2 separate regions of the Mus musculus genome follow, and region 1 is linked to region 2. Evidence: chromatin loops called from intact Hi-C (ENCODE). Cell type or tissue: left cerebral cortex. All regions are shown on one strand. Each heading gives the region's core, and the rest is flanking DNA. Links, peaks and the distances in the headings are about the cores only.

What was found. Peaks named below come from ENCODE experiments on the same cell type or tissue, not always from the same donor. Only the 100,000 strongest peaks of a DNase experiment are listed, where the experiment ranks them.
Region 1: it touches region 2 in a loop (2.3-fold over the local background); 5 of 42 quality-filtered maps call a loop at or near these places.

What each region holds. Positions count from the first base shown.
Region 1 is chr6:59,413,309-59,426,409 of GRCm38, reverse strand. Gprin3 (GPRIN family member 3) reads left to right here and starts at 104. Exons shown (of 2, transcript NM_183183.3): 1 at 104-250. In left cerebral cortex, for the core only: no CTCF peak of the experiment used is centred there; DNase peaks (open chromatin) are centred at 3,994, 7,081, 7,585 and 8,430.
Region 2 is chr6:59,243,680-59,256,780 of GRCm38, reverse strand. No RefSeq gene overlaps it. Among named protein-coding and RNA genes, the nearest start is that of Tigd2, 41 kb to the right of the region's middle. In left cerebral cortex, for the core only: CTCF peaks have their summits at 5,560, 5,769 and 6,902 (motif pointing left); a DNase peak (open chromatin) is centred at 6,900.

The sequences.
Region 1 (13,101 bases), core at 2,743-10,742, 170 kb before region 2:
CCCGCACGTGAACTCCACCTCCTTGCTGGCTCACCGCCCAGCGTAGAAGCTGCTGGTCTCCGCCCCGCTGCAGCGCCGCCTCAGCTCTTGGCATAGTAATCTCAGTTCCTGATCGCGCAGAGCTGGCTCCTGGCTGCAGGGGACTGCTCAAGTCACCCAGCAGCAGTGTGGCAGAGCCAGGGCTGGGAATCGACTAGAAGCCCAGCACCGCGCAGACAGCGGCCCAGCGGGGGACACCCCACCGGAGCAGGTAAGCCCGGAAAGGAGCCGCCCCCGCGGCCACCTGGCCCAGTGGCCAGCCTTGGAGACCGGAGCCTGGCAATGTCCCTGTGCTGGTGAAGGAGGAATTAGGTCCCACATTTGTTCGTGGATCTTTTGCCTGTTGCTTATGGTCCCCAGCCGCTGCTGCCACCCTGCTCCTCAGGAGGGGCTGTGCGCCCTGCAGGTGATGTATATCTCTGCAAGGTTATTACTCCCTTAAGCTCTGACCCAAAGGTAAAAAGAAAAAAAAGAGAAGCCGCTTGCTGCTTCTGAGCTAGAAATCCTAATCAGTAAGATATGCACACAACGAATACTCGAAGAAGGGTGTGTGTGTGTGATTGCCTTCTTTATTATTTTCCTATGATTATTTGCTGTAAGGTAAAAACTTAGTCGTATTCAATATGCTCGATTATATGTGTGTATGTGTGTGTATTTATTAATACATTTGCATGTATATTTCTTCATGAGGTCGGAAGGGAGAGACGAGGAAGGTCGACTGAGGATGATAAAGGGAAGTCATTGTAGAGCATGTTCAGTGTCTAGAGGTGAACTTTGGAACCACATTCAATCATGGTAGCAAGTAGAAGTGGTAAACCTGTCTCCGGGTACATTATGACAAAGGCCTGACATGTTCTTCTAGTACACAGCAACAGGGAAGTGGAAAGAGGAGTCTTAGACACTGGAAAGTAGATTGAGGTGGAGGAAAGGCAGCCTAGGCACATCAGAGTTCAAGGGCTTTTGAAGGGGTGTTAAGCGAGGTCACTGGTTGCATGTAGGCAGTTCAAGGTTGGGATGATGTGAGAGCAGCTGAGTAGGTGGGGGAAAGGCAAAAGCCTAGAGGGGTTGGGAAAGAAAGGAGCTTTAGCTAGCCATCCAGCTGGGAACCACCTTTCTGAAGGTGTTTGCTGCCTTCCTTCCGTTTTCACAACAGTTTTGTTCGAGATCCGTAGGTCCATGTTTTCATTTTATTTATTTATATTTTTTTCATGGAATCTGGGTCATGACAGGACTGGAAGAAACTGAAGTGTTTACACCACCAGAAAGATTTGGAGAGAGAGTGATTAAGGCTTAGCTTCATGAAATATTTACACAGCTCTTGCGTGGGCTTTTGTTTGCTCTTGTTGGCACTTCTGCATATTTTACCTTGATAATGCTTTGAGCATACCTCTCCTGAATGAGCCTATTTTTTTCGTTATAAACTATTCTTTTCTTCCCATGGTGTTCACCATAGGCCTGCCCTGAGAAACAGTGGTGGGAATAGAGATAATGAGTCACAGGGCAAAGAAGTCTTCTCTATTGCTCTCCTCCAATGGACAGAGTATTCATAGATAATGTTCTCTGACAAAGAGTCACAGAGAATGTGTTTGGTTTCGGTCGAGTCTGTGTGCCCCATGGGTGTGTGCATGTGTTTAGTGGAACAACTGTATTGATTGTAAACAGGAAAACAACGTATCAATCATCACTCCTATCACCAGACAGGATGTTCAGTCATTAAAAGGAGTTCCAGAAACATACCAGGGACTCAAGGAGACACAGCAAATGAGGATCTGCTGTGATGTGCCAAGACCTAATCACCAAGTACTGTTGTGGACATGGCATGGCACAACATGGCACCCTCACAGGATAGAGGGCTGAGGAACTAACTGAATCAGGTCAACTGTGGTTGGAGAGGAAGTGAGCTTCCAACAGGATGCACTAAAATTTCAGTGATTGGTTGTCTCAAAAGACTTTCCCAGCATAATTATTGGTTCCTCTAAAATTTTCTTGATTATGCCTGAAATATACCAGAAAAGATGTATTTAGACAGAGCTATCCTTCATTGTTAGAGTTTTGTCACAAATCTGCAACTTACAGGGAAGCCTATAACTACCAGGGATGGAGTCACAGAATGACAAAATAATGGCTTCTGACACAGAGGGCACACTTTTCTCCACAGTTGCACTGGGGATCTCCAGGGCTGGTGTGCTCTCTCCTTTATGGGCTCCTTCAGTCATCCATTCAACATGTATCTCAATGAACAAGGCATGACACTCAGATGTGAAATACAAGAATAAATAAGACACAGTCCAGGCTTACAACATGCAATGACATGACAGATGGTGACAGCCAAAGTCCTTTGGGAAGAGGCTTCAGAAGCCAGGCTGAGGAAAGCACAAGGCAAGTTTCCCAGGAACCAGAACAACGAGAGCTGCTGCCTTGGTTAAGAGGTGCTGAAAGGGCTTTAAGTAAGCAGGGGCTCAGGAAGGCAATCCTGTCAGCACATAAAGGTAAAAGATGGGGAGAGAGAAGGAAGCAGAGTCTATCCCCAAGCTCTGTCCAGAAAGGCTTCTTCTACCTCAGCCTTCAGGAGGCCATTCTGTTTAGAGAAAATGAATCTATTCATATTGGGGCTGTTCTAGATTGATTTGGCTTACCCACATTATATCCTCCAAAGATCTACAAATGATCTTTGGCTTAATTTGCAATTGTCTGCTCAGAGGACAGAAGGGCCTTTGAGATAAGTCATGACTTCCTGTGCCTCAGCTGCTTCATCCCCAGTGTCCATGGCTGCTCTGCATGCTGTGAAGTAACTGAAGGAGGGAAGATTGAGTTTATAGAAATGACTAAGAAATTCAGGAAATCTTTCCTGGTTTTATTTATTTTATTTTATTTTATTTTATTTTATTTTTTGATTTTCTGAGACGGGTTTCCCTGTGTAGCTCTGGCTGTCCTGGAACTCACTCTGTAGACCAGGCTGGCCTCGAACTCAGAAATCTGCCTACCTCTGCCACCCAAGTGCTGGGATTAAAGGCATGAGCCAGCACTGCCTGGCCCTGGTTTTATTTTTAACCTGTATTTCTTAACTCTTTACTCATTTGCTTTGAGACAGGGTCTTGCTCTGTGGCACAGGCTTCCCTTAAACTTACAATCCCCCTGCCTCAGCCACTCAAGTTCAGTAATTATATGGTATGTATTATCACACCCAGCTTGCCATCTTATTTTTTATGATAACAGAACTTAGGGATAAAGTATGGATATTAGTGCCTACACAAAGTACTTATATATCTCAAATGACTCTAAATGGCAAATGTCACCAACAAATAACAATTAACTCTAGGAAATGGGCCAAAGAGAACCCAAGGGACACATGAAAGTTTTCAATAACTTTTAAGTGAAAGAAACAGTTGTTATCAACCCCATAGTCATAAGTGACCTTCTAGACTTAGATATTTCAAATTTCAGATACCAAATGACTATGGAATCAGTTTAGTGAATGTGGTCAGTGTTTTGATTGCTGAATATATGAGTGAGCAAAATAGCATACAAGAATAGATGCTGCCCAGGGAACTTTTAAATGGTCTGTTTGCGTGTATGTACATAATGAACCATGGTGTGTAAGTGTGTACTTCCTGTTGCCCATGTCCTGAGTAGTCTGAGTGTTAGTGCTTTAGGTGATAGAGAGGCTTCTAGTTTGCAAGATACAGCGGTTGAAGTAAGAGATCCACACACAGGCTTTTACACCCTCTGCTGAGCAGCAAAGCTGTGTCACTGAAAAGGCCACCCCTAGAACTAACCAAATAAGTCAACAGAAATCCAGAGGGCATAGCGCTTGGTGTGGATTTCAACTGAGAAGCTAAAGCAAGGAAACAGAGCTTGAGTCAGGTCATGAGTGGTGGTTGGATTGAGTGGGCGGTGAGACAAGGGTGGTAAGTAAACATGTAGAAAATAGATATTTACTACAAAGAAACCATCCACTCATGAATCAAGCCCCAGCTGCCCACTTCTCACCCCCTACTCTGCATCCCCAAGCCACCCTGCCTAGCAACAGCAACACTCAGTAATGTAGCAAAACTCTGGAATACCGCATGTTGCTATTAACGGCAGCCTTCAAGCGGTACCCAAGATCTTTAAACTTGTTCTTCCTACAGGTCTTAGGTCTTCAAGTGTGTATCATTTGCCCTACAGCTTGCCATTCCTCCTCTCCTCCCTATAACTGCTCTCTTATTTGCTAGTTCTATATAGACAGCATTTTATGTTGTTAATTATTTTATTTCTAAAATTTATTTTCTTAATACTTGTACTTTAAGAAAATCTAGTGAGAATGGCCATGACCACATGAACCTGTCCTTTTCTGACATTTTCTTCTTGTTGCCATCATTTTCTTGTTGGACCTGGACTCAGTTGAATATGATAACTGAACTACTGACTATTGACAAGATGTACCACAGTGTAGCATGACTCACTTCTCAGAACACAGCTCCAGTCATTGGAACAGAGGGGCAGGGGGTGATAAGGTGATTGTCACAAGTTCAAAAAGGGAGCACCCATCAGGAGCAGAATCCCAGGCTGGGCACCATCACTAAGCAGCCACAAGCACCAAATGGGAGCACAGCATACGCCATATTTTCTTTCCTTTGGTTGTTTTGTGTTTTCACTGTCATCTTAGTGCAATGTTTAAATACGTTTGTGTGAACTTCTTGGTTTGGCAAAATGGCTCAGTGGATAAAAGCCCTTGCTGCTGAGCCTAGTGATCTGAGTTTTATTTCACAAGAATAGATGCTGCCCAGGGAACTTTTAAATGGTCTGTTTGCGTGTATGTACATAATGAACCATGGTGTGTAAGTGTGTACTTCCTGTTGCCCATGTCCTGAGTAGTCTGAGTGTTAGTGCTTTAGGTGATAGAGAGGCTTCTAGTTTGCAAGATACAGCGGTTGAAGTAAGAGATCCACACACAGGCTTTTACACACTTTGAGGTGCAACAAAGCTGTATCACTGAAAAGGCCACCCCTAGGACTAAAAGGGAACCTCCAGGGAGTGCACCCTGCCTCTCCCACATACTCAACCAGTCACTCAATCAATCAATCAATTAGTCAATGTAGTGCAATAAAGATTAATAATTAAAAAGGCAATTAGCACCTGCATGTTCTGCTGTAGGTGGCCTACTGCTTATGTGGGTAGAAAAGTAAGAAGAGAAAGGTTTTGAGCCTCTGAAAACTCTTTGAATTTCTCCAAGCTCTTGCTGTTTCTGCTCTGGAATAAAAACATGCTGTGATATTGAGCCCTTCTGAATGAAGCTACGTCTTTGTCTTTATTCAGAACAACAATGCCAGGACACAGACTCAGCAGCATGAATTCTTTGACTTGGAGTCAAATATAAGAACTTAGGTGTTTTCTTATTCCATCCTGGACAGCATGCTCATCCTTCTTTCCTACAATAGAATGTTTAGATTAGTAGTAATCTGATGCTTTAGCACTCAAGTCAGGTTTAGGATGATAATATTGAAGGCTGCATTGGACTTGAAAAGGCATTCTTGAAATCCATGAGGAAATGCATATATAACCTTACAGTTTACATGACTTAGTGTGCTGAATCCCAGTGAGAAAACCACTCACAACTTTTTCATTGGGCATATGTTGGAGCTAGCAACACAGTGGTAGCACTCCAGTGTTCAAGCTTGTAATTAAATTCCCTTATCTTGAAACTCATCAGAACTTAAGCTCAGACCATTAATTATAGACAGTAATAACTGACCCATGGCAAGAGGACTAAATGAAATGACCTCGTGGTTTCTAATACCAAATTCAGAGGTGGAGCTTAGAAATCTGCGTATAAGTATACGTGTATGTGTTTGTGTATGTGTATTTTCCAAAAGATTTTGGAGAATTATAAAGTTGCAGAGGAGTCTCTGTGAAGTTAGAGCCCAGGCACAGGGTGAGGATGGCCATTGGGGCGAGGAGCAGGGGAAGATGAGTGTGGCTGCTTGCTGTTAGAGTCCCCTCCTTGGATCCTTGGAGGCAGGAGAAAAGACTAATTATTTAGTTTTCCTTTAAAATTGAGGGGGAGTTTAAGTTACAAGTTTCTTACCATAAAGTAAAATGGAAGATGAACAGTGAAAAATATCTCTGTGTTTTATTCAGTATCTGTTTCCTACTGAGCTACAATTCACAATGAAAACTTGGAAGGAAATGCTGAATTTTGCAGTGGCGAGAATCTGTATACTATACTCACTAAGGCCAATGTGTGGACCCAGCTGTGTGGACTTCAGACCATCTCGGCCATTATAATCTGAGATGTCAATAAAATTGTGGAGACCAGCTGGATAATCTTGAGCAGAAGGGGTTCCATTTGAAATGCTTAATTTCTAGATCCTAAAGAGGATGCATTTCATGCTTGCTACTGCTAGGAAGTTTGTTGTAATCAGGATTCACAGGCATGACACTTTCAGAACCAAGAAAACCATTTCAAAGACAGCAGAAGAAGACTAAGCCACAGGTATTTCTTGGACCTGATGTTGTTGATTGAGTAGCAGCTATCAGAGCTCCAATCCTCCTTCAAAATTCACATTTGCATTTAACAATTTTATGAAAGATTACGAGAATATATTTTAAGCATAAATTGCAAACAAAACATCAAAGTGGGAGGAAATCTAGTTTGTGATGCACAAGATATTGATAATTCTTTATTATTTTTCAGGGTTATTGATTATAAATAGTCTAAATGTTAAGAAGTCATATTGTGTCAATGGGAAGTTTATTATAGTGTGTGCAACTTAGATTAAATGCAATCCTTAAAGGAGTAGAATACTTGTGTTAACTCTATTTTCTACATAATCTGAGCATGTTTGTTTCAGTACTCGTGGCCCACTGATTTCTGAAGTGTAACCAGCTCTGCCCATACCCTGCTCTTAGTGAATACACTATGCAAATTCTCCACGCTGCAGAATTTGGCATTGATTCCAGATTTTCATTCTGAATTGTGGCCCTGTAGAAGAGAGATACTGAATAAAACAAACATTTCTTGTTGTTCTCAATCTGTGTTAGTCTGTGATAAGAATGTGCTTTCCCATGATAAGCTTGTATAAATTGTTCAGAAATGCTCGTGCTGTTTATTGTGAGATCTGCTTCATTCAAATTTGGTTTTGTCTTTGAGGTGCGGCTTTTATATATAAATGCTCATTACCTCCAAGTCAGTTTCTCACTGCATACAATCATAAGTTGATGCTCGGCTATTTCCATAAACCCTCCTTGATTCTTCAGCACTGGATATGACATAATTGAATCCATAGTATGAATGTTTCAACATATGCTTAGTGTATCATTATTTGAGCTTGCCCTTCAGAAAACTCTTCTATAAATTATTTCTCCTTAAAAATGATAATCAAAATAAATAGTTAGATGCTGGTTTTATGTTCATGTTAAACATTGTCTGAAAGCAGTCAGAGAAGAGACATCTGACAGGTAGGGGGATAGTTGCTGAGCTCTGAGTAGGAGTGTCAAAAGACTTTGCAATCCCCACCACCTGCCCATGATTTCTAGTCAGATTCTCAGAACAGAAGAAAGCATCCCAGAGATCTTCACTGCGTGGGTCTCAGGCTTGGGCACTTAGAAACTGAAACCCACAAGTCTGCAACCCAGCAAAAGCATCATTGCCCACCGTCAAGATATTTGTGTTTCATCAAGGATGACATCTATTATAAAAACATGAAATACTGGCCCACAGTGTCTGGGCTGGCACAAGACAGTTGCATATGCTGTCACTTTATTACAGTCTCCACTTCTGTCTGCTGTCCTTCTGACCTTGATGTTTCCTTGTATTTAACCCTTCTGCTTTATTCTGAAATTCACTCAGAACTCAGAGGTACAGGTCTTAGGACTGTACTGGATATTCCTAGGGTGCCATAGGACTCTAAATTCCAGGTCTCAACAGAGCAGAAAGATAATTATCCTGCATACAGCTAATTCCCAGGAATTGGTAAGCTTAAAAGTTTCCATTTTCAAAATATGTAGATTATATAAAAGCTTAATGAATGCAAATTGAGTTGACCTAGTCTATTAGTAGCAGAGTTTTCTTTTTTCATGTGGTGGCTTGCTTGCTTTATTTTAACTGTCTTAAAATTGAAATCATTATCAGTTTTTACAGTAATTTATCTTTTTTTCTTCTGAAAAGAGCCAAGGCTCAGATTTTATCTTGAATTGCTTTACATAATTTTAAATGTATCATATGTTTATATGGCATATTTGCATAACCTTCTGAAAGCCCAGAGCAAGTCCTAGTCTTTTGAGTAGGGGTGTTTGAGTTAAATTCTCAAGAGTAGCATGGACACATATCCCAGTTCCTGTCTGGGTCATGAAGGCTGAGATATGCTCTCTAAGATGATATGTGGGTTGTGCATACAACCCTTCTCCAAAGCTCATCACTAACACAGTTGACACTGGATGGCAGAATTGTGCTACTGATATGCCTAAAGATGAGGTGACTTTTGTCAAAATTGATGAGTCTGTGTTGCACAGAAAGACAAATGCCCCTCTGCTTATTCTGTTTGTTTGTTTTTAAGAAAGGGTTTCCTGTATCTCAGGCTGCTCTCTGGTTGTGTGGTTGGAGATGACCTTGAACTTCTGACCCTCCTGTCTCTACATGCAGAATGTTGGGGGAAATGTATACATTACCATGTTCTGTGGTGATGGGAATCAAACCCAGGGCTTTGTTCTCTTTAGGCACTCTCCTGACTAAAATGTACCTCTTTGAAACAACAGGATGCTAATCAGAGGCCAATCTTTAAGTAGCAAAAGCTGCCTCGATAGGTCTGACAGGCTCTCATCTTTTCTCAACTTTCCGTCCTCATGAACACTTTGCAAGCCTCCCCCACACCAGGCCTCCTACCTTACTTCTAAAAACATCTTCTCATCTAATTATTAATCCTAAAAGTGTTGGTGCATAGGCAACTTCATGCCAAAAAGACAGTGTTGAGAACAGAATCATTTTAAGAGAATAGAGAGCACAATACTATATCCACTCTGCACTCTCTGGAGAAGTACCATTTTCTTGTGTCATAAGAAGTGTGCAGATGAAGGTGCCATGCTCTCTGAGATGTAACGATAACAAGGAGGCAATAATGAATGACAAAATTCTTCAGAGATGGTTATCTTTTTCTTAATAATAATTAATACAAAAAGTAATATTTTAGACTGCCAAGTGATTCTTTTAATATTTGAAACTTCAATGATGGCTGATTAAAAGACTGCCACTGTGGCTTTTGTGGTTTCTGAGTGGAGGGCTTCTGGGGTTAAAATGTAAGGAATGAAATAGGGATGTGTCATGTTCTTCTGCTTTATATACTAATGAAAAGTATTGCTGGAATTATTCTGGAGCTGGCTTTTAAAATGTGGCTGGGGAAGACACTGATTGGAGGAAGTGCATTTCTTTAGTCATTGGTCAAAGCACTAAGCCTGCACTGTCTGCTAGGGATCCATAGTTGACAGAACTAGTCATTTAAATAAGCCCCAGACTCCTGGAATACTTCTACTGGTAACTATGATTTGCCAAAGTTATAATGGGCCATTTTCCTGACCAAGGGCTTGGGAATTCCTCTTGTAGCCTGACAACAAGCATCCCTCCTCTGTCCCACATATGTCTTCCTTCCTGCAGGCACCAGTAATTAAGGTTAGCTTCTGCGCATCTTCAGTTTGACTGCATGTTGGGCTCATCCAGGTTCCTTTCTTCCCTGGTAGGTCAAACTAAAAAACTAGCAGTCAAGAAACAGGGCAAACTGAGCAATGAAGCAGATGCAAGAAAAACCTTGCAGTTTCTGCTGATGGCTAGCTATTGCACAGGAAATCTCTCTGGTGTGAATTTGTCACAGCCTTGGTGAAACTTCAAGGAAATAACTACAAGTAAGAGAAGCAAGAATGACATTATTACAGAATTCATTTCATTATCAAGATGCTATAATAATATAACATAAATAATATAACAGAGAGAGAAGTGTCATTATTCTGAAAAACCATTGCTAGACTAGCTGGTGATACTTAATTGTTAAACAGTGCTTAGAGACCATTGGTTTGGATAGTTGCTTAAGACTTGGGGATAATCTCTACCCTAGGACCCCATTACTGGGGCTCCCCTACCAGAATGCTGGAGATATCCAGTTTTCCATTGCTGCTCTTTAATGTCCCAGTTCCTCTTGTATCCACTTCCATCCCCAACCCCCACCCCACCCCACTGGTGCTATTCATCCTCTTCTGTGGGCCTCTTCTGCAAGGCCACACGCAGGTAAATGAAGTAACAATACATGCCTCTGGCTTCCGGTACTTTCCCAGGGCGACTCTTTGTTTTGAACCTAAACTAGGAGGGAAGTGCCCTGGCCTTATGGAGAGGAGGTTAAAGGGCAGGAGAGGAGGTTAAAGGGCAGGATGCCAGTCTGTAGTAAAAGAGCAACTAGTCCTGTGGGGCAGATGTGAGGGGGAGTGAAGAGGGAGCAGGAGGTGAAAAGAACCTTGCAGGAACTCTACAGTGTTGGCTTCAGGCAAGAGGAGAACTCCAGTATATTCCTGGGTTTTTTGTTTGTTTGTTTGTTTGTTTGTTTGTTTGTTTTTTGGTTTTTTTTTTAATTCATTACAACCCCTGTCAAGGCCCCCTTCCCTCCTCTCTTCCCAGTCCCAGGCTAACAAACTCCTCTCCTCATTGCTCCTTCCCTTCTTCTCAGAGAAAGGGGAGCACCCCCCCTCCTTGTGTACCACCCTACCCTGGGACATCTGGTCCCAGCAGGCCTAGGCATATCATTTCCCACTGAGGCCCAACCATCTACTTATTAAAATATGAGTGAGATAACAGACTGCATCTCATACAACCCTCAAAATGTTTTCAGATTCGCTGTCAGTGGTACTTACCCTGCTGGACCCATTTCTCAGGAAAGCTTGAATTTCAAAATGAGGAAAGAGGTTCCACAAACTACTGAAGGAAGCTCTATACATTCAGTAATGCAGCCACCAAGCTATGTGCTTCCCAATGCCATTCCACACTGTCCCTCAGAAATTATCAATAAGAAGGACTAAGCCAGATTTCATAAACAAATTTCTTTCAAGTTGGGTTTCTTTTCATGTCACTTTAAAAATAAATAGGAGAACTTCTGAAATAGTCATAAGACATATCTTTGAGTGAGTGGTTAAGTTTAAGGAAGAGCCCTTTACGTCTACAAATCATTGTATAGGCAATAAAACCTGCAAACATGACTTTATCAGAATATCCAGGTAACACATATGTTCGGTAAACAGCATTTCTTTGTTTCTCAAAAGCAAAACTAAGTGCATGCTCTCAAATCACGTGCACAGGCAGTGCACACATGTGCGCAAGCACGTGAACAACTGCATGAACAGCAAGAAAAGCCAGGCCTATGTCACTGTTGAACTTGCTGTGGACTTTGGACTTAGGAACTATTTATAGAACTGGTGTTTCCAAGGTTGATGTTTGAATCTTAGATGATCATTACTCAGAAACATTAAGCAATGCCCTACGATAGCTTGTAGCCTACTATTCTACATAAAACTGAAAACTGAATTTGTTTTTACACAGGACACTGGAGACAGTCTTTAAACTCCAAGGCCAGGCAAACACTGAAGTATTCATTATTGCTCTTGGTGGCACTCATTATCGAACCCTGAATTATTAGGGCCTGACACATTCAGCGAGCTACTTCACTGAGCCCAAGCTATTGTTCTGATGCAGTAGTAAGGTCAAAACAAGTTTTAAATGTCATTGATATTTTCTCAGTAAATAAGAAATTGAAGGAATTCTCTTCCGGGGTGGTCTTGTCCTGCTCCTCACCCTCTGGTGGTCAGTCATCCACCACTGTTAAAACCTTGTCTGTTGCAAAAGTGGTGGCACAGGACTCTGCGCTGCTGTGTCTGGAGGCTTCCAGAGTGACCTGTGACATAAACTTAGTTGGCATAAATATACTTCTTAGTTTAACAGTTATGAAAATAGGAGTATCTCTTTTAAAAATATGTGGCTGGTAACTATTGGACTGAGCTTGGTGGTCCCTGGTGAAGGAGATGGAGAAGGGACTGAGGGAGCTGAGGGGGTTTACAGCCCAATAGAGGGAGCAACAGTGTCAACAGGCAAGACTCCCCGGAGCTCCCGGGGACGGGACCACCAACCAAAGAATACACATGGAGTGACCGATGGCACTGGCCACATATGTGACAGAAGATGGCCTTGTTGGACATTAGTGGGAGGAGAGACCCTCAGGCCTGAGGGTGTTCTATGCCTCAGTGTAGGGGAATGCCAGGGAGGGAGGATGAGAGTGGTTGAGTGGAGGGGGGGGGGAGGGGGGGGACTGGGATAGAGGGTTTCTGAAGGAGAGACCTGGAAAGGGGAAAACATTTGAAATGTAAATAAAGAAAATATCCAAGAAAAAAATATGTAGCTGGAAGGACAGAGCAGTGATTTCACAGGTAATATTCCTTATGTGGAGGCTGATCTATTTAAACAGGTGAGCACCTAATGCCTACTTAATAAAAATATCCGAGAAAATTGATTTAGATAAGAATCACATAAGAGAAGGTCAATGTAAATTGGACAGAAATGTGGAAATGGCCCAGGAAGCTGCAGTGTGAGCCTCACAATCCGGTGTCCATTCAGTTCCTACAGGGGATCTTAGCTCCAATGCCTGTTTTCTTCACCCCCCCCCCAGTCCTTCATGGTTTTTTTCCTGACCTTAAGGTGACCTTGACACTTTTTCCAATATAAACCCTTCTTACCTACACCCTTCTGCTCACCAGCAAGCTTGCTTTCATTCATTTATAGGTGGCTTTGTAAGGAGATGCCTCTGGCACTTTCATGTCTAGGCAGCATTTTCCAACCTATGGGGGTTGAACAACCCTTTCACAGGGCTCACCTAAGACCATCAGAAAACACACGCCCATGGCACTGGCCATGTTAACATTAGAATTCATAACAGTAGCACAATTATAGTTATTAAGTAGCAAAAATAATTTGTGGTGGGAAAGTCACCATAACACGAGGAACCATTTTAAAGGGTCACAGCACTGGGAAGGTTGAAACCAGTGCTCTAGGTAGTAGTA
Region 2 (13,101 bases), core at 3,327-11,326:
AGACTGGCATTGTTTGCAGTTTTAAAGCACCCCAGACAAACAGAGAATAGCTGAATCAGTCTTTTTATTAATAACAAATACTAATGCCTAATTCCTTAAATTCTACCATTTCATCGTTTCAAGTGGGAAAAGGTTATTTTTCTCTATCTTACTTATTAAATTCTATTCCTTCCAGGGTGTACTAGGCAAAGTCTCATCTTTAAACTACATTTTTTGAGAGCTCTAAGCATATTGTAAAAGGAGGCCTTTGAACTAATTCTCCTGGTCAGTCAGAGTTTATAAACTATTTCTAAGTCTACTCTGTTCCAATTATACTGTTTGACTTTCTTGGGGCAGAAACCCCAAGAAGATCCTGGAGTAATGGCCTGCTAAACAAATTTCTAGATTTGTTTTTATCTGTTCTTAACAGTCTCCAGGGCATAAAAAAGACTTCCACAGAGAGACATATAATGCTATTTCCCTAAAAAATCAGAAGGCATAGTAAGTTTAAGACTTGCCCTAAAAGCACTCAGATATAATTTTCTCAGGAAAAGACATAAAATGAATCATAATGCAGAGCATCCCCAAGAATGAAACATGCAGAGACCAAAACCTAAAAGTGAGAGACAGAATGACAGCGATCACAGCATTTGGCTCAGCATTGCTGGAACTGTGTCAAGCAGCTGTGCTGGCTTCATGACTTGTGCTGTTTCCAGTGGATATGGCCATGCCAAGATTCCACCCATCTTCTGTCTCTGACCAAACTACTGAAGATTAATTCAGGAATATTCTCTCAGAAGGAGCAAGTAAGAGCATGGCAGTGGCTGGGCTTAGAAGCAGTGAAGGAAGGAAGGAAGGAAGGAAAGGAAGGAAGGAAGGAAGGAAGGAAGGAAGGAAGGAAGGAAAGAAGGAAGGGAAGGGCGAGCATCTGAATCCTAAACATGGCACATCTCATATTTTACTAAGCAAAGAAAATACTAGAAATAGATCAGACTCGAGATGCAGAAACATCTCTTCTTTTTCATGAGACAAACAAAAAGGTAGAGCTAGATTGCAATCAATTATACAAAGAACATCCTGTCAACTGTGACCATCTTCTAAATTAAAAAATTACCAACTATGGATGGTTTTCTACACCCAGCATTACTCTCAGGGCTATATTCAATACATGATACTATCAGGGCTAGCTTCAATAGCATCAGCTATGCAGACCCAGCCAGGAGGCATATTTGCATAGTTTCTTGGTTAGCAATGAATTGGAATCACCCTCATCCCTATAATTAAAAAAGAAACAATAAGCATCAGAAGGATTAATCTATCAACTCTTGTATCTAATCTGAAATCAACAAAATTTGGGCAACAGCAAAAAATAAGAAGAAAAAGAGGAAGAAGAGGAGGAGGCAGAGGAAGAGGAGGAAGGAGGAGGAGGAGAAGCAACAGCAGCAAACTCCCACTCAATGAAAGCAAGCTAGAGCCTCATCTCAGAAATAACATGACAGAGAGAAACTGGCACTCAAAGAAACAATAGGCACAGATCAAATTTCAAAATCACAAACAATGAAAGGCTGGAATGATATGTCTCCTCCTAAACCAACTAGTCCTACATGTTCCAAAGAAAATTACCTAAAGGAAACCCAAGACACATAATTTAAAAGAAACTTTATAAACACAGTCAAAATTTCATAAAGATTAAGGAGGACACAAACATGAAAAAAAGGAAAACCTAAGTGAATTTGCAGAGAATCAGAATATACTCCAGAGTAAAAACCAAGTATTTGAAAGCTGAATTCGATAACGAAATAGAAATTCTGAAAAACTGGAGCTGAAGTAAATATTGGATTAAAAACTTAATAACCTAATTAATAAACTCAAGGAAAAGCCCTACAAGTATAGAAATAATCAAGTTGGAAAACAGTTTCAGGACTTGAAGATGAAGTAGGGGAATAAGACACATACTCAAGCATAAGAAAATATTTAGCCAGGAAGCAGGAGTGGGTGTGTTGGTGAGCATGGGAAGGAGGGAGGGGATAGGGGATTTTTGGAGGGAAACCAGGAAAGGGGATAATATTTGAAAAGTAAATAAAGAAAATATCAAATAAAAAATAAAAAATAAAATATTTAAAACACATGAAAGGGGTACTCAGTAATTTTGGAACACTAAGACCAGATCTATGAATTATAGGTGTATAAGAAGACAAATCCTAGGCTAATGGCCTAGATCAAAGAACAAAAGTTCCCCAAAGTAACAGAAGACATTTTTATAAAGTTACAAGAAGCACACAAAACACCAAATATGCAGGACTAGAAAAGAAAATCCCTATATCACATCACAGGTTAAAAAACAAAAATGACCAACCTAGAGAGAGTATTGAATGCTGCAAGAGGAGAGTCACAGTCACATACAAAGAAAACCTGTCTGAGTAACAGCTGACTCCTCAAGGATACATAGACAGCTGGAAGAACCTGGAGCAATGCACCCCAAGTTCTGAAGTACCCCAGATGTTAATCTAGATTACTGTACCCAGCATAACTATGTTACATGATTAAAGAAAGAAAAAAGAAAACCACCAAATCTGTCCTACATATAATTCTACAAGCAACAATTCAGACTGAAGAGAGGCTGATGCAAGGTCATGAGACCACAGAAAGAAAACAAATGCAGTTATAATTATTAAAAGATAAAGTAGAAATAAGAATACAATCAGGAGAGGGAGAGAGAGAGAGAGAGAGAGAGAGAGAGAGAGAACAATCAACATCTTCCATCATACTTTTTACGGAGTTTACATAGTAGCAGTTTATGGCCTAACTCCACAGTCAAAATATATTCATGCTAAATTTCATAGGGAACCACAAAAGAACCTAGACAGGCAAAGTGATCCAGAACAAAAAATAGCAATATGCAAGGATTCCTATACCAAGTCTCAAGCTATCCTACAGAACTATAGTAATAAGAACAGCATGGTACTGACACAAAACCAGACATTTAGAGCATTGGAACAAAGCAGAAGATCCAAACATGAGAGCATGTAACATAGCTGTTTGATACTTGACAAAGTGTCAAAAGTAAACAATGAAAGACAGCATTTCCAATAAATGATGCTGGGAAAACTGAAGGTCCACGTACAGGAGAATGAAGTTAGTCCCAAACCACCCTTCATAAACAACAATTACAAACGGATCAAAGAACTCAATATGAAATCTGAAATGCTGAAACTGGTTAAAGAAAACTTAAGCAGTGTAGGAACAGACTTTCTGAACCAGTTTTCATTTGATCAGAAATCCCACATCTAATAAATGGAACCTCATAAAATTAAAACTCTTCTGTACAGTAACAGAATAATCAATTGAGTAAAAAAAAAAGTCCACAGGGTGAGAGAAATCTTTGAAAAAAATATACCTTATAGAAAGTTAATATGTAGATTATACAAAGAACTAAAAACATAAAACAAAAAATCAAGAAAACAGATGACCCAATTTAAAAATGGGCCATAGATCTGAATAGAGAGCTCCCAAAACAGAAATAAAAACAGCATATATATATTGATTATTCTGTTACTGTACAGAAGAGCTTTAATTTTATGAGGTTCCATTTATATTTATATATATAACAAATTCAACATCCTTAGCAATTACAGAAATGAAAATTAAAACTATCTTGAGATTTCATCTTACCAATCATACTGGCTATGACCAACGAAAGAGTTGACAAGAAATTCTGGAAGAGATATGGGAAATGGATTGAACCCTCATCCACTGTTCATGCACACACTCTGGACTTCAGCGTGAAGATTCTGAAAAAGCTGTAAGTACATCTACCAGGTGATCCAGCTATACTGTTCTTAGCCATGTTCACTATGATTCTGTTCAAAATAGTTAGGAAATGGAAACAATATACTTCAATTGATGAGGGATAATAAAAAAATGGTATACAGACAATGTATAATATTATTTAGTTGTAAAGGAAATTTAAATAATAAAATTTGCAGCTAAATGAGGAACTAGAAAATGTTATACTGAGTGAAACAACCCAGACTCAGAAAAACAAATGTCACAAACACTCTCACGTATAGATTCTAGCTTCAAATATTTAGATGTGAGCACCTGACCTGAAATAACCCCAAAGCCAGGAAAGTAGAAAAGATGCACTAGGGGTTGGGGTTTAGAGAAGGATGGCTCTCTAGGGAGAAGGATATTGGGAACTAGGTTCTATGAAGGAAAACATGGGGAAAGGAAACGAATGGGGAGAGGGAAGAGGAACCAATCAGGAGAGGGAGGAAGAAAATATAGATAACACTAGAATGTTATTAAAGCCATAGGAAAATGTCATTTTATAAGCTTACTAAAACTATTTATATTCATCTATAATACTCCTGCAAAAGAGGAGACAGAAATATCGTATGAAACAGAATATCAGGGTGTTTGCTATAAGATTGTGTCTCCTAGTAATATTAGAAGCTATACCCATAAACCAGACACAACATGACTACCCAAACAGGTAGTATTATATGGATTCAACAGCTTATACGTAGGAATATATATATGTGTGTGTGTGTGTGTGTGTGTGTGTGTGTGTGTGTGTGTGTATATTTATATAGATAGATATATATATACATACACATTCCATATATGTGTGTGCAATAATAATTCATACAAAAGAGGCCAATATAGATATAAATAGTTTATATATACAAATGATTCTATTATTTATTATGTATTGTATGTAACTTATTTATATATTTACATATAATTTGTGTATATATGAACTACATCTATATTGCTAGATAGACTAGATTGATAGATAGATAGATAGATAGATAGATAGATAGATAGATAGATAGATAGACAGACAGATAGATAGATAGATAGATAGATAATATGCTACACTAGGTGATAATGCTCTCCCAAGATACAGACTAAAAAAAAATTTCCATGGACTGGAGAGATGGCTCAGCAGTTAAGAGCACTGACTGTTCTTCCAGAGGTCCTGAGTTCAATTCTCAGCAACCACATGGTAGCTCAAAACCATCTGTAATGGGATCCAATGCACTCTTCTGGTGTGTCTGAAGACAGCTACAGTGTACTCATATAAATAAAAAGAAGACAAAATTTCCAGTGTGAGGCATGGGAAATTTCCCTTTCAGTTGCTGTTTAGGCTTGAAAAAGACTTTCAAAATACTATAAACTATTGCCATTGCCTTTAGTTGTCTCCCAGAAGTTGAAGATAAGAGCCTATTCCTCATACTTAGAAGTCAATCTTGGCCTGACTTTGAAGCCTTCTCATTGAAGACTAATTCCTTTTAGTATTGGAAGATACTGTGCTAGCTACAAGGAGAGAGAAATCAGTCGGTGGTCCTACACACCCGTTAAACCTACAGAACACAATAATGAGCAGCCTGGTGAGATATCCTCAGTGGTGCAATCAGAGTACTTTTATCCTGGAAGTAACTAACAGTGTCTAAGTAGAGTTAAGTCTCCCTTAATGGGTGACTCATGCCTGGGACTATGCACCTAGCTGGAAAAGTCATAGGCCCAGGAGGAAAATGTTTTACTGTTCTTTCTTCTTTAAAGTTTTTGAGGACAAGATCTCACTATGTAACCCTGGCCTGAAACTCACTATGTAAACCAGGCTGGCCTTGAACTTACAGAAATCTGCACATCTTCACCTCTAAGTTCTGCGGTGAAAGGCATGTACTACTACACCTGGCAGCCTGCCATTTTTTAAAAACATTATAATTGCTAACTCTATTTTAAATACCTATCTTTATACCCATAAAAAAGTGTAGTTCCCACTCCCTACCAAAGAGGCTTCTTTTGGCAGCAGATGGAGACCATTGCAAAAATTAACAACTAATCTAAATGCAAAAAAGAAAAAGAAAAAAGAAAACAAACAAACAATTTTTGATAGGGTACCCAGCCCCATCTGCAATGAAAACCAAAAAGGGGACAGAAAGAACTGCAAGTCCTGGAGGATCAGGTATTCTGCTATAGGACAGTGCCTTCTAGATGGGACAAGGAAACTGCACCCCTGAAATCTCCACAATGTGATTGCATAATGACAATGCCACTTGACATGCAAATGTTGAGGGGAAGGGAGTGTCACAAGGCCACATCTCTCTATGAAGAGCTGAAGGCAAATCAGTGGCTGATGAGAGAATCAACTTTCTCCAGGAATAAACCCATTGATAGGTTATCCAATACTATGTGATCAATCCTAACACACACACACACACACACACACACACACACACACACACACACACACAGTGTGTAACATAATTAAAAAGAGGTAATGAATTTGAGAGGGAGTGTGTGACATAGGAAGAGTTGGAAAGAGGAAGAGGGAAGGGTGACTACAAAGGTACTCATATGGAAATCTCAAAAAATGTAAATTAAAATACTACAAAGCTTAATTAGTTTAGCCTGTGATTATAAATAAGATTGGAGAATAGTTTTATACAGTTCAGAAGTTAACCATCAAGTACACAGTGAAAATATAGTTGAATTAGTACCTGGAGTTTTAGTTAAGAAGTTTTATCTTTTTTCTTTTCCTTTTTCTTTTCCTTTTCCTTTTACTTTTACTTTTACTTTTTCTTTTTCTCTTTCTCTTTCTTTTTCTTTTTCTTTTTCTTTTTCTCTTTTCTTTTCTTTTCTTCTTTTTTTTCTTCACGTTTCTGACTTATGGGTAATTTTTAAAATATATTTAGGAAACGCTGGGACATTTTTTAATTTCATTTTGTGTCTCAGGCTGAGAAAGATCTTTATCAAATAGGGAGGCATTTTGTGGTATCATATATTATATAAAAGAGAGCATAGAACATCAGTTAGAAGACTAAATGACCAAAATCTACTTTCTGAAAACATATATTAACTCAGGCAAGGAATTTGATGTTGAAAAATTTGTCAGTTGTGTGCTGCCACCTGCTGATGATGCTTGTAAGCACCACTATTTTTCTTCTATATATGTCTAGACCAGAGAAAATCTGCAATCAAAGGAGACATCCGGTACTTGCAAATAACAATTTCTTAATCTTTTTTGTGCCCATGGAACTTTTTGAAAACATTTTCATAAGAGTGTTTTAAGTACACGGAATAAAATATAGTTACTATTTGTTGAATATGTTTCAACATAAAGATAACAAAATCTAGAACCAGTGTCAAGTCCACTATGGATTTAGACAAGCTGGTAAGTAGCTGATGTTGAGGAATCTGCAGAATGTATGATGATAATGGAATGCATAAGGAGGTGATAACATGGTCACATGTTGCTCATCCTCTCAAACAGAGGGAAGGCTAAATTTCAGACAGGAGTTAGCAGAGAAATATTGCCACTGTTTCCTTTCTAAATTCATACGCTGCATGAATTCTATGCATAAAACTGCAGGATATATAGACTCCAAGTTAACCATTTGATAACCCTATGGCATATTTGATTATCCAACATGAAACAATTATCATCAAAACTTACAGAACTAAAGCCTCATGAAGCTGAAGCAATATAGAAATAACAAAGCAGTTATTTTACTCTCATAAATGATAATCATAGAGAAATGATCATGATAGTGGAGATAATGGATATTTCTAATATTTTTGTAACGATGAATTACTGTGTATAGAGGTATCAAATTTTTGTGGCTTTCTTTGATTTCCTAGTTAACCGACTAAAGTGTGAATTCTAGTTCAAGACTTATTTGAACGATCATGGCTGCATTTCCTCTCTTCCTAATTTTGTTTTTTTTTCTTTTTATTGTTTTCTATATTTCTTTAAACCTTCATTTTTCTTCTTTCTCCCTTGCTCCTTCTTCCACCTAACTTCATTTTTACTTCAGTACATATTTCTTAAATGAATGCCTTTCGGTTTCCATCTGAATTCTGGTTTCCATCTGCACCCAGAGCTATTCCTGTGCCACAGCGCACCATACCCAAATAGCACAAGAAGAGAGCTGACCTCCAAGAAACTCAGACATGCCTGTGAGCACAGGTCAGACCACTACTTCTGCTTAAAGGGACCCACCCAGAGCCCTCAGGACATAGGAACCGAGGTGCAGCCTGGGAGAGGATTCATTCATTTTCCATCTGTACTGGGAGCTGGTCCTGTGTCACAGCCCTCCATACCCAAATTCCTCCCAGAGAGAACTGGTCTCCAGGAGATCTGACAAAAAGGTTTGCAGACAGTCAGAAACAACATGAGTACCTAACACCACAGATAACCAGATGGTAAGAGGCATGGGAAAGAACATAAGCAACAGAAACCAAGGCTACTTGGCATCATCAGAACCCAGTTTTTCCACCAAAGTGAACCCTCATTACCCCAACACACCAGAAAAGCAAGACTCTGAGGTAAAAATCACATCTCATGATGATGATAGAGGGCTTTAAGAGGGACATAAATAACTCCCTTAGAGAAATACAGGAGAACACATGTAAACAGGTAGAAACTCTTAAAGAGGAAACATAAAAGTCCCTTAGAAAACTACAGGAAAACACAACCAAAGAGGTGAAGGAATTGAACAAAACCATCCAGGATCTAAAAATGGAAATAGAAACAATAAAGAAATCACAAAGGGAGATAAACCTGGAGATTAAAAATCTAGGAAAGAGATCAGGAGTCATAGATGCAAGCATCACCAACAGAGTACAAAAGATAGAAGATAGAATATCTCAGGTGCAGAAGATACCATGGAAAACATTGACACAATAATCAAACAAAATGCAAATTGCAAACAGCTCCTAACCCAAAACATCCAGAAAATCCAGAACACAATGAGAAAACCAAACCTAAGGATAATAGGTATAGAAAAGAGTGAAGAGTCCCAACTTAACAAGCCAGTAAATATCTTCAACAAAATTATAGAAGAAAACATCCCTAACCTAAAGAAAGGGATGCTCAGAAATATGAAAGAAACAACAGAACTTCTGGCCCATTGATTGGACCTGAAAAGAAATTCCTACCATCACATAATAGTCAAAACACCAAATGCACTAAACAAAGAAAAAATATTAAAAACAGTAAGGGAAAAAGGTCAAGTAACATATAAAGGCAAACCTATCAGAATTACACTAGACTTCTCACTAGAGACTGTGAAAGCTATAAGATCCTAGGCAGATGTGATACAAACCCTATGAGAACACAAATGCCAGCCCAGGCTACTATACCCAGCAAAATTCTCAATTACCATAGATGGAGAAAACAATATATTCCATGACTAAATTTACACAATGTCTTTCCACAAATCCAGGTCTACAAAGAATAATAGATAGAAAACACCAACACAAGGGAAACTACACCATTGAAAAAAGCAAGAAAGTAATCTTTCAACAAACTCAAAAGAAGATAGCCACACAAACATAAAAATAACATCAAAAATAACAGGAAGTAACAATCACTATACCTTAATATCTCTTAACATCAATGGACTCAATTCTCAATAAAAGTACATAGACTAACAGACTGAATATGTAAAAAGGACCCAGAATTCTGCTGCATACAGGAAATTCACCTCAGTGTCAAAGTCAGACACTATCTCAGAGTAAAGGGCCAGAAAACAATTTTCCTAGCAAATGGTCCCAAGAAGCAAGCTGAAGTAGCTATTCGAATAACAAATAAAATCAACTTCAAATCAAAAGTTATCAGAAAGTATAAAGAAGAACACTCCATACTCATAAAAGGTAAAAATCTATCAAGGATAACTCTCAATTCTGAACATCTATGCTCCAAATGCAAGGGCACCCACATTCATAAAAGAAACTTTACTAAAGCTCAGAGCACACATTGCACCTCACACAATAATAGTGGGAGACTTCACCACCCCACATTCATCAATAGACAGATCATGGAAACACAAACTAGACAGAGACACAGTGAAACTAACAAGTTATAAACCAAATGGATTCAACAGTGTGATGGTTTGTATATTTTTGGACCAGGAAATGGCACCATTTGGAGGTGTGTCCTTGTTGGAATAGGTGTGACCTGGTTGGAGTAGGTGTGTCACTGTGGGTGTGGGCTTAAGACCCTCACCCTAGTTGCCTGGAAGTCAGTCTTCCATTAGAAGCCTTTGAATGAAGAAATAGAACGATTTTATTAATAGACATGTTTGTGCCATGCCTGCCTGGATGCTGCCATGCTCCCACCTTGATGATAATAGACTAAACCTCTGAACCTGTGAGCCAGCTCCAATTAAATGTTGTTTTTTATAAGACTTGCCTTGGTCATGGTGTCTGTTCAGTAAAACACTAACTAAGACAAATAGGTATCAATAGACATTTTTTCCTAAAGCAGAAGATTCTTAGCACCTCATTGTACCTTCTCCTAACTTGACCATAAAATTGGTCACAAAACAGTCCACAACAGATACAAGAAGATTGAAATAATCCCACGCATCCTGTTAGATTACTACAGACTAAGGTTGGTCTTCAATAGTAACAAAAACAACAGAAAGCTCACATACACATGGAAGTTGAACTACACCCTACTCAATGATAACTTGGTCAAGGAAGAAATAAAGAAATTAAAGACTTTTTAAATTTTAATTAAAATGAAGGCACAACATATGCAAACTTATGGGACACAATGAAAGCTGTGCTAAAAGGAAAACTCAGCTCAGAGTGCCTCCAAAAAGAATCTGGAGAGAGCATAGACTACCAGCTTAATAGCACACCTGAAAGCTCTAGAACGAAAGAAAGCAAATACATCCCAATAAATAATCAAACTCAGGGCTGAAATCAAACAAGCAGAAACAAAAAGAACAATACAAAGAATCAACCAAACCAGGAGCTGGTTCTTTGAGAAAATCAATGAGATAGATATACTTTTAGCCAGAAAAACAAGAGTACACAGAGACAGTATCCAAATTAACAAAATCAGAAATGAAAATGGAGATATAACAACAGAAACTGAAGAAGATCCCACTACAAAAGCCTATACTGGAAAATCTGGATAAAATGGACAATTTTCTAGACAGATACCAAATACCAAAGTTAAATCAGGATCAGATAAACCATAAAACAGTCCTATAATCCCTAAAGAAATAGAAGCAGTCATTAAAAGTCTCTCAAGCAAAATAAGCCCAAGACCAGGTGGGTTTAGTGCAGAATCCTATCAGACCTTCAAAGAAGACCTAATATCAACACTCTTCAAACTATTCCACAAAACAAAGACAGAAGGAACACTACCCAATTCACTCTATGAAGTCACAATTATGGTGTGTGCTCTCCTTTGGAGATGGAACAGTTTCTGTCTTATCAGGAACCTGTCACAATTTCTTTTCATAGAGGACTTCATAGGAGATTTTTTTTTCCTACTTCTATCGTGTTTAACGTTCCAGATAGATTTTAAAAACTGGTTAAGTGCATATTACTTTTAGCCTCTGAAGATATTATGTATATTAAGAGGCATTTAACTATTATAAATTATTTTGATGACTTAAAATTGTCAATACTGAGTTGTATATTTTAAGATAAATTCTATTAGTTTAATAAAGAAACTGAAAGTAAAAAAATAAAAATGGAAATAAATGAGTGCTGAATATCACAGCTAGCCAGTATGGCCAGTGGTCCAATGATCACGCCGCTAGAAAACATAAGCTGCAACATACCCCATTATCTGTGACACTTTCTGAAGGGACTCAACAGTAATTTGTATCTTTATGATTTTTTTTAAACTTTACAGAAGTGAGATATATTAGTCACAATCAACTAAATCCATCATCTCTTTCATATCTCACTTTCTCTTGTGCTATTGTTTGCAGAGTTCCTGGAAATTATACGTTCTATTGTGCTTAGAAAGAACTGAGGGTGGCAGCTTAAATAGCACCTTCTGGTTCTATGAAAAATAGAATAATAAAGAACGCTTTCAGATTAGATCCAGCTCAAACTTTGTCCTGTGCAGTGTCTCTAGCATTAGGGTTATACTTTCAATGGCTGAGAGAAATAATTGTGGAATAACAGTATTTTACACACACACACAATATAACAGTATATCATTGTTTGGGTAGTTTTTTGGATGCCCCTTACCAATAACTTGAGTGAATTATTTCACGTGTCAGATATTTGTTCATAGATTATGACATACACATATACATATATACACATATATATGTGTATATGTACATATAAACATACATTTATATATGCATAATTTTAGGTAGATATGAAATAATATGATTTCTGATGGCTTTTCAACCAAATTTTGTGGGTTTTGTCCCTCCTTACCTCCCTCCCCAATCACAGTTCCCTTCGCATTTTTTTTCCCATTTCCCTTTCATATCACTGCTATCTTGCTAGTCCTTTTCTCTATTCCTATCACCTATCCCTGCCACAATCCCTTTTTACTTCTCTGGTTTCTGCTTATTCTAGGTTATATATGAAATTTGGAGCTAGAAACCATAAATGAGAAACACACAATGTTTGTCTTTCTGGGTCTGGGTTACCTCACTCAATAAAATATTTTCTAAGTCCATCCATTGACCTACAAATCAAATGGTTTTATTTTACTTTACATCTGGATACTGTTTATTATGTACATTCACCAAACTTTCATTATGCATTCATCAACTGAAGAGCTTGTAGGTTGATTCCATTTCCTAATGATTATGAAAAAAGTGGCAATTAACATGCTGAGTAAGTATCTGTGTAGTAGAATGTTAAGTCCTTTGGACATATGATGAGAAGTGGTATAGTTGGCTCACATTTAGTTTAGCTTTTTGAGGGATCTATATACTGATTTCTTTTTTGTTTGTTTTTTAGTTTTCTGATCTATTATTTTTTCAATTTTTATTAGATATTTTCTTCATTTACATTTCAAAGGCTATCCCGAAAGTCCCCTATACCCTCCCCCCACCCTACTCCCCTACTCACTCACTCCTACTTCTTGGCCCTGGCATTCTCTTGTACTGGGGCATATAAAGTTTGCAAGACCAAGGGGCCTCTTTTCCCAATGATGGCCAAATGGGCCATCTTCTGCTACATATGCAGCTAGAGACACGAAATCTTTGGGTACTGGTTAGTTCATATTGTTGTTCCACCTATAAGACTGCAGAACCCTTCAGATCCTTGGATACTTTCTCTAGCTCCTCCATTGGGGGCCCTGTGTTCCATCCAATAGATGACTGTGAGCATCCACTT